Regions from separate parts of the Homo sapiens genome. Here region 2 is linked to region 1. Evidence: read pairs that join two places in POLR2A ChIA-PET (ENCODE). Cell type or tissue: B cell. All regions are shown on one strand. Each heading gives the region's core, and the rest is flanking DNA. Links, peaks and the distances in the headings are about the cores only.

The links. Peaks named below come from ENCODE experiments on the same cell type or tissue, not always from the same donor. Only the 100,000 strongest peaks of a DNase experiment are listed, where the experiment ranks them.
Region 2: POLR2A ChIA-PET joins it to region 1 with 5 read pairs; 12 of 35 experiments call an interaction of 5 or more read pairs at or near these places.

What each region holds. Positions count from the first base shown.
Region 1 is chr12:56,699,119-56,703,503 of GRCh38, forward strand. No RefSeq gene overlaps it. Among named protein-coding and RNA genes, the nearest start is that of PTGES3, 13 kb to the left of the region's middle. RefSeq lists silencers at 1,637-1,791, 1,740-1,799. In B cell, for the core only: no CTCF peak of the experiment used is centred there; a DNase peak (open chromatin) is centred at 1,653; H3K4me3 peaks cover 576 bases.
Region 2 is chr12:56,607,125-56,611,509 of GRCh38, forward strand. BAZ2A (bromodomain adjacent to zinc finger domain 2A) reads right to left here. Exons shown (of 29, transcript NM_001300905.2): 8 at 3,285-3,393; 9 at 2,990-3,091; 10 at 2,612-2,822. Among named protein-coding and RNA genes, the nearest start is that of BAZ2A, 21 kb to the right of the region's middle. In B cell, for the core only: no CTCF peak of the experiment used is centred there; no DNase peak of the experiment used is centred there.

The DNA of each region.
Region 1 (4,385 bases), core at 81-4,080:
ATTATATGCTAAATAAGGGGTGGATTATTTATGAGCTTTCTGGGAAAGGCATGGCAATTCCCTGAACTGAAGGCTCCTCCCCTTTTTAGACTTATTGGGTAACTTCCTGACTTTGCCATGACATCTGTAAACCTTCATGGTGCTGGTGGGTGTGTCTTTTGGCATGCTAATGAATTATAAGCATATATAATGAACAGTGAGGATGACGAGGGGGTCATTTTTCATCACCATCTTCGTTTTGGTGGTTTTTGGCCAGCTTCTTTACCACATGCTGGTTTTATCAGCAAAGTCTTTGTGACCTGTACCTTGGGCCAACCTCCTATTTCATCCTGTGACATAGAATGCCTGACATCCTGGCAATGCAGCCCAGGAGGTCTAAGCCTCATTTTACCCTGCTCCTATTCAAGATGGAGTTGCTCTGTTTCAAAGGCCTCTGACAGAAGTTTTTGACATAGTTGACCAGCCATTCCTTTTTCTTAAAAAGGCTGTCTTCTGTTTCTTTGTTATTTATTTTTTGAGACAGGGTCTCACTCTGTCACCCAGGATGGAGTGCAGTGGTGCCATCTTGGCTCACTGCAACCTCCACCTCATGGGTTCAAGCGATTCTCCTGCCTGAACCTCCCAAGTAGCTGTGAGTACAGGTGCGCACCGCCACACCTGGCTAATTTTTGTATTTTTAGTAGAGACAGGGTTTCATCATCTTGGCCAAGTTGGTCTCGAACTCCTGGCCTAAGGTGATCCACCTGCCTCGGCCTCCCAAAGTGCTGGGATTACAGAGGTGAGCCACGGCACCCGGCCTTATTTATTTTATCTTTTTGAGACAGGGTTTCACTCTGTCACCTGGGCTGGAGTGCAGTGGCACGATTTCTGCTCACCATAGCCTTGACCTCTGGGCTTGAGTGATCCTCCCGCCCCAGCCTCCCAAGTAGGTGGGACTACAGGCGGGCGCCATCACACCTGGCTAATTTTTTTTTTGAAAAGGAGTTTCGCTCTTGTTGCCCAGGCTGGAGTTCAATGGCCGATCTCGGCTCACTGCAACCTCCGCCTCCCGGGTTCAAGTGATTCTCCTGCCTCAGCCTCCGGAGTAGCTGGGATTACAGGGGCGCACCACCACGCTTGGTAAATCAAGGTCAAAAATTATTCTTTTTTTTTTTTTTTTTTTTGAGATGGAGTCTCGCTGTATTGCCCAGGCTGGAGTGCAGTGGCGCCATCTTGGCTCACTGCAAGCTCCGCCTCCCGGGTTCACGCCATTCTCCTGCCTCAGCCTCCTGAGTAGCTGGGACTACAGGCACCTGCCACCACGCCCGGCTAATTTTTTGTATTTTTAGTAGAGACGGGGTTTCACTGTGTTAGCCAGGATGGTCTGGATCTCCTGACCTCGTGATCCGCCTGCCTCGGCCTCCCAAAGTGCTGGGATTACAGGCGTGAGCCACTGCCCCCCGCCTTTTGTTTTTTTTTTTTTTTTTGAGAGGGAGTTTTGCTTTGTCGCCCAGGCGGGTGTGCAATGACGCGATCTCGGCTTGCTGCAACCTCTGCCTCCCGGCTTCAAGCGATTCTCTTGCCTCAGCCTTCAGAGTAGCTGAGATTACAGGTGCCTGACACCAGGCTCGGCTAATTTTTGTTTTTTTAGTAGAGACAAGGATTCACCATATTGGCCAGGCTGGTCTCAAGCTCCTGACCTCAAGTGATCCGCCCGCCTCAGCCTCCAAAAGTGCTGCTATTACAGGCATGAGCCACCGCGCCGGCCCCAAGTGACTCTCATGGGCTGGAGACACAGGCTATTATGAATTGCTAACCACAGTCTCTTAGTCTCCCTTTTAAATAACAAAAGAGGAAATTTCTTCACTTCCTGACACAACTCTCCATCATACAGTTGGCCAAGAGCAGTTAGAAACTTTCATCCTTAATTTGTGTCCTTTGGGAGTTGCTGCTTTCTTAGAGTCATTAAATGCATGTAGGCAGTGTCTGCTTCATTAAGCCAGATTTATACCAAATGAAAAGGCAGAGAAAGATCTAATTTAATGAATATTTCTTTTTTTTTTTTTTGAGACGGAGTTTCACTCGTCACCCAAGCTGGAGTGTAATTCGTGGTCTCCGGTCACTGCAACCTCCGCCTCCTGGGTTCAAGCGATTCTCCAGCCTCAGCCTTCCAGCCTCAGCCTCCCAAGTAGCTGGGATTACAGGTGCCCGCCACCACACCCAGCTAATATTTGTATTTTTAGTAGAGACAGGGGTTTCACCATGTTGGGCAGGCTGGTCTCGAACCCCTGACCTCAGGTGATCCACCCTCCTTGGCATCCCAAAGTACTGGGATTGTAGGCATGAGCCATCGCACCGGGTCTTAATTAAGATTTCTAAGAACTAGATCAACAAATCAGTGGGACTGTAAAGGCAATTCTTGGGACACAGGTCAGGAAACTCTGTGCTTAATTCAGAAATCAAAAATCCAGCAATCTCACTTCTGGGTGTTAGAACTGTAGAAAATAAAATTTTAGACCGGGCACGGTGGCTCACGCCTGTCATCCCAGGCCGAGGCGGGTGGATCACGAGGTCAGGAGATCGAGACCATCCTGGCCAACATGGTGAAACCCCGTCTTTACTAAAAATACAAAAATTAGCCTGGTGTGGTGGCGTGCGCCTGTAGTCCCAGCTACTCCGGAGGCTGAGACAAGAGAATCACTTGAACCCGAGAGGCAGAGGTTGTGGTGAGCCGAGATTGGGCCATTGAACTCCAGGCTTGGCAACAAGAGCGAAACTCTGTCTAAATAAATAAATAAATAAATAAAAATATAAAATTTTAAGCCCCCCAACTGACTGAATGGATCCCCATTTGGCCAAGAGGACCCCCAAACTCCTGAAAAAGTAGTTCAGGCAATGTGGGGAATGGGAGGCATTGAATATGCCTCATTATACTCTCTTCCCTTTGGAGTTCTGGCACAACTGACCAGCATTAACATTAAAACAGAGATCTTGGCTGGGCACTATGGCTCATGCTTGTAATCCCAGCACTTTGGGAGGCCGAGTCAGGTGGATCACCTGAGGTCAGGAGTTCGAGACCAGCCTGGCCAACATGATGAAACCCCGTCTCTACTAAAAATACAAAAAAATACAAAAAAATAAAATAAAAATTAGCTGGGTGTGGTAGTGCATGTCTGTAATCCCAGCTACTTGGGAGGCTGAGACAGAAGAATCGCTTGAATCTGGGAGGCGGAGGTTGCAGTGAACAGAGATCACACTACCGCACGCCAGCCTGGGCAACAAGAGCGAAACTCCGTCTCAGAAAAACAGAAACAACAACAACAAAAAGAGTTCGAGACTAGCCTGGCCAACATAGCAAAACCCCGTCTCTACTAAAAATACAAATGTTAGCGGGCTGTGGTGGCGTGTGTCTGTAATCCCAGCTACTCAGGAGGCTGAGGCAGGAGAATTGCTTGAACCAGGGAGATGGAGGTTGCAGTGAGTCAAGATCCTGCCACTGCACTCCAGCCCAAGGGACAGAGTGAGAGTCTGTCTCAAAAAAATAAAATAAATAAAATGAATAAAATAAAACAAGAGATTTTAAGACTGACAAACGAGGCGGGGTGCGGTGGCTCAAGCCTGTAATCCTAGCTCTTTGGGAGGTCAAGGCAGGCCGATCAGGGGTTTGAGACCAGCCTGGCCAACATGGTGAAACCCTGTCTCTACTAAAAATACAAAAATCAGCTGGGCGTGGTAGTGCACACCTGTAATCCCCGCTACTCAGGAGACTGAGGCAGGAGAATCTCTTGAACCCGGGCGACCCAGGTTGCTGTGAGCTGAAATCGAACCACTGCACTTTAGCCTGGGCAACAGAGTGAGACTCTCTCAAAAAAAAAAGGGGCGGGGGGAAGGACAAAAGAGACTAGCAAAATTCCAACATGATGCTAGTATAACATCACATAAAAGATAAAAAAAAGGAAATCAAAATATTTTACCCCAAAATATGTTTCTTTGCTATATTTTGAAATGGTGGGCACAGTGGCTCTTGCCTGTAATCCCAGTACTGGGAGGCAGAGGCAGGAGTATTGCTTGAAGTCAGGAGTTAGAGACCAGCCTGAGCAACAAAGACAGACTCTGTCTCTATAAAAATAATTAAATTAAATATAAATAAATAGGCCAGGTGCGGTGGCTCACGCCTGTAATCCCACCACTTTGGGAGGCCGAGGCGGGCAGATCACGAGGTCAGGAGATCGAGACCATCCTTGCTAACACGGTGAAACCCCGTCTCTACTAAAAATACAAAAAAAAAAAAAAAAAAAAATTAGCCAGGCGTGGTGGCAGGCGCCTGTAGTCCCAGCTACTCAGGAGGCTGAGGCAGGAGAATGGCGTGAACCCAGGAGGCAGAGCTTGCAATAAGCCAAGATTGC
Region 2 (4,385 bases), core at 316-4,315, 92 kb before region 1:
TACAGCAAGCCAAACTGCCAGGGAAAGAGGGTAGTAGTTAGAAGCACTGATTAACCAAGGGTGTGCCAGAAAAAAGGCCCACACAGTGGACACCTCAAAAGAATCACTGACATAGTTATTGATCATGCTCAGCTCCATGTCTTGCTTCACTAAAAGTTCTGAATTTCTTCCTTTCGGGAAGACTTGTGGAAGTATAATTCTGCAAACAAGAGTATTTCATAATTGATGTTTCTGACATGACTATATATACATATATATATTTTTTGACACGGAGTCTCACTCTGTCGCCCAGGCTGAAGTGCAATGGCACAATCTCGGCTCACTGCAATCTCCACCTCCCAGGTTCAAGCGATTCTCCTGCCTCAGCCACCCCAGTAGCTGGGACTACAGGCGCGTGCCACCACGCCCAGTTAATTTTTAGTATTTTTAGTACAAGCGGAGTTTCACCGTTTTAGCCATGACGGTCTTGATTGCCTGACCTCATGATCCGCTGGTCTCAGCCTCTCAAAGAGCTGGGATTACAGCCGTGAGCCACCGTGCCTGGCCCTGACATGACAATATTTATTATTTTGTTTCTGGTATAGAAACGCCACCACATGTCTACGTGACAACCCTCTAAGACAGATATTATGGGCAGATGAACTACCTAAGGCTTTGATTAAAATATGAGACTTAGCTGGGTGCAGTGGCTCACACCTGTAATCCCAGCACTTTGGGAGGCTGAAGCAGGCGGATCACCTGAGGTCAGGAGTTCGAGACCAGCCTGACCAACATGGAGAAACCCCATCTCTACTAAAAATACAAAATTAGCTGGGCGTGGTGGCATATGCCTGTAATCCCAGCTACTCTGGAGGCTGAGGCAGGAGAATCGCTTAAACCTGGGAGGTTGCGGTGAGCCAAGATCGCGCCATTGCACTCCAGCCTGGGCAACAAGAGCAAAACTCCATCTGGAAAAAAAAAAAAAAAGGGCCAGGCGTGGGGGCTACACCTGTAATCCCAGCACTTTGAGAGGTCGAGGTGGGCGGATCACGAGGTCAGGAGATCGAGACCATCCTGGCTAACATGGTGAAACCCCGTCTCTACTAAAAATACAAAAAATTAGCCAGGTGTGGTGGCGTGCACCTGTAGTCCCAGCTACTCGGGAGGCCGAGGCAGGAGAATGGGGTGAATCCAGGAGGCAGAGCTTGTAGTGAGCCAAGATCGTGCCACTGCACTCCATCCTGGGTGACAGAGTAAGACTCTGTCTCAAAAAAAAAAAAACAAAATGAGACTTGTTCTAGGTCATTTGGTTGAAACATGACACGGCTAGATGTCTGAGTGAAAATCAAAAGACTAAGTTTTTTCACATTCTTCACACTACACCAGGGTAAACACACTATTTACTGAAAAATGTAGGTATTTCTCACCTGTCCATCCACTAAAACAGTGCCTATTATTATTATTATATTATTATTATTATTTTGAGATGGAGTTTCACTCTTGTTGCCCAGGCTGGAGTGCAATGGTGTGATCTCAGCTCACTGCAACCTCTGCCTCCTGGGTTCAAGCCATTCTCCTGCCTCAGCCTCCCGAGTAGCTGGGATTACAGGCATGCGCCACCATGCCTGGCTAATTTTGTATTTATAGTAGAGACAGGGTTTCTTCATGTTGGTCAGGCTGGTCTTGAACTCCCGACCTCAGGTGATCTGCCCTCCTCAGTCTCCCAAAGTGGTGGGATTACAGGCGTGAGCCACCGTGCCTGGCTTTTTTTTTTTTTTTTTTTTTTTTTGAGACAGAGTCTAGCTCTATCACCAAGCTGGAGTGCAGTGGCGCAATCTCAGCTTACTGAAACCTCCACCTCCCAGGTTCAAGCTATTCTCCTGCCTCAGCCTCCCAAGTAGGTGGGACTACAGGCACACACCACCACGCCCAGCTAATTTTTTGTTTTGTATTTTTAGTAGAGACGGGGTTTTACCATGTTCGCCAGGATGGTCTCAATCTCTTGACCTCACGATCCGCCCGCCTTGGCCTTCCGAAGTGCTGGGATTACAGGTGTGAGACACTGTGCCCGGCCTATTATTTTTTTTAGAAACAGGGCCTTGCTCTGTTGCCCAGGTTGGAATGCAATAACACAACTGAAGTTTACTGTAGCCTCCAAACTCCTGGGCTCAAGTGATCCTCTGCTGCCTGCCTCAGCCTCCTGGGTAACTGGGATTATTAAGCACACACCACCATGCCTGGCTCCCAATTATCTTTTGAATTCAGATGTGAATTCTGAACCTCCATGATAGTAGAAATGGGTAAGGTAAAAGGGTACAACTGAACCAGTATATGATAAGGAGCTAAAAGATGGAAAGAAAGGGCAAGAAAGTCCTCTCCTCTGGGCTAAACACACCTGGGGGCAGCCCAAGGTTTCACTGGTAACAGCAACTCAAGAAAGACCATGGCTGGAAAAGTAGTATTCCCAAGCGCTGGGACTAGGATGCTGGATTCCAAGGAGAAGCTGATTCAGATTCATTCTTCCCAGATAATGTTAGTTACACTCCTGGGAAATCCAGGTATTAGCAATTCATCAACATTTTAGATACCTCATGGAGGGAGCAGAATCCCAAAGTAAGAAATACCACTGTACCTTGGGCCTCCAGTTTCTTTAGGGGGCGGTTGTCTGTCTTGTTCAATAGCTCAGTGATTTTGACCTTAGGTGGCCGACCTCGACCCCGTTTCACCTTGGGGACTTCCTTAGTCTTAGCCTTCTCAGTGTTTCGAGGTCGACCCCGTTTGCCAGTAATTGCCTGAATCCTCGACGGGATCTCCTCTGCTGAGAGCTGCACCCACTGCAAGCCCTAAGGTAGCAAGGGAGACTGTTACAGTAGTAAGGAATCAGTGCAGGCCACGAGGCCCTCGGAACCATTCAATGCCCCAGAACCTTCAAACCCCACGAGAGGAAGCTGCAGCTTGTCCACCAACTCTTCCTCAGGGACAAAAGCATATTTAACCCTTGGGTCTGCACCTCTGGCGTGTCTCTTTCTTCAAAGAAATCTCCAACAGGCATACGGGGACTGAAGCTGAAGTGCTCTCGGCGGACACTGTGTACCACGTTGCGGCTCAGGTACTAAGAGGAAGAAGTAAAGTAACATTAATAAAGTTGGATCCTACCATGTCTTTGGCCAGCAAAGGCATAAGCAGAACAGGCCCAGAGCAGACAATGCCAGCCTGTTGTCACTGAGCCCAAGAACGGAGTCTTGGGCAGTGGAAAGGAGTCCACTGAGCCCAAGAAAGCAGTCCTTTAAAAAAAGCTACATTACCTTGATCACTTCTGGAAATTGCTTCATCCTCTTCCCACAGGGGCCATAATACCAGGTCTCCCCCTGCCATCGGTGGCTGCCCTTCTTGATGCGCACCTCTCTCCGCCACCTGCCAGAGAAGCACATGGGCCCTGCCGCCAGGTCACACCCCTACCCACTCCCATGCCACCTAAGCGCGAAGCCCTCTGAGCAGATGGCCCTCCCCACATTTGTATCTCTAGAACTGCATGCAGATGCAAAAGCACCAAGAGAGATAAGCTTGGCTAGAAGGCTGACTTGAGCTCCAGCAAATACATCAAGGCCCTTAGGAGAAAAGCACTACACCAAACTGCACAAGCTCAGAGAGATCTCCATCCCTCCTTTACAAAATCAGTGAGATAAGCTGCCAGAAACCCCTCCCTGAGCCATTCAGGGCAGTTACTGGATTTCCAGTAAAGAGGATAAAGACCTAAGGGGAATAAAGACAGAAGACAAAGGGCAGGGAGGCAAGCAGAAAAATAAATTTGCTGCTGATTCCATGAAAAGACTCAATATGCCAGGGTTTAGTTAGGAACTCTGTGTTCTGAGCAGAACACAAAGTTAGTCAGAGTTAGTTCTAAGACTAACTCTAATCTTTCTCTCAAAATTTTAAGCAGTACTCAGACTTGGTGACCACAAGTAGCCTTGAGGGGCAGGGGTGGGGAAGATCCAGGAAGGCAGTTATTTCCACAAGGCCCTGGTGTCAGCTAGTTTGTTCATTTTGGTCATGTACTGTTCCTGCCCTTACCTCTCCTAAGAGCATTAAAACAACAAAACCACCTCAATTCATTAGTACTAAGTCACTCCTCATTCATTACTATCCCTTGTCCACAGAAATAGGACAAGCCAGCTGGTTTGGATGTGAGCCCTAGGGTTTGGAAAAGATAATAGCTGGAGCTCCTTGGGCAAAATTGAGTCACTACAAGATGAAAAAAGAATAGGTGATGGAAGACAGACCTTGAGAGAAGAAGGAAAACCTAGGAATCTCATGCCAAGAAACATTATCACTGCAGATAACTGTCCTGTAATCTACTCTTGTCTGGCCCATTCCTCCCCCACCTCAGAGGAAAAGAGGCATTCCCT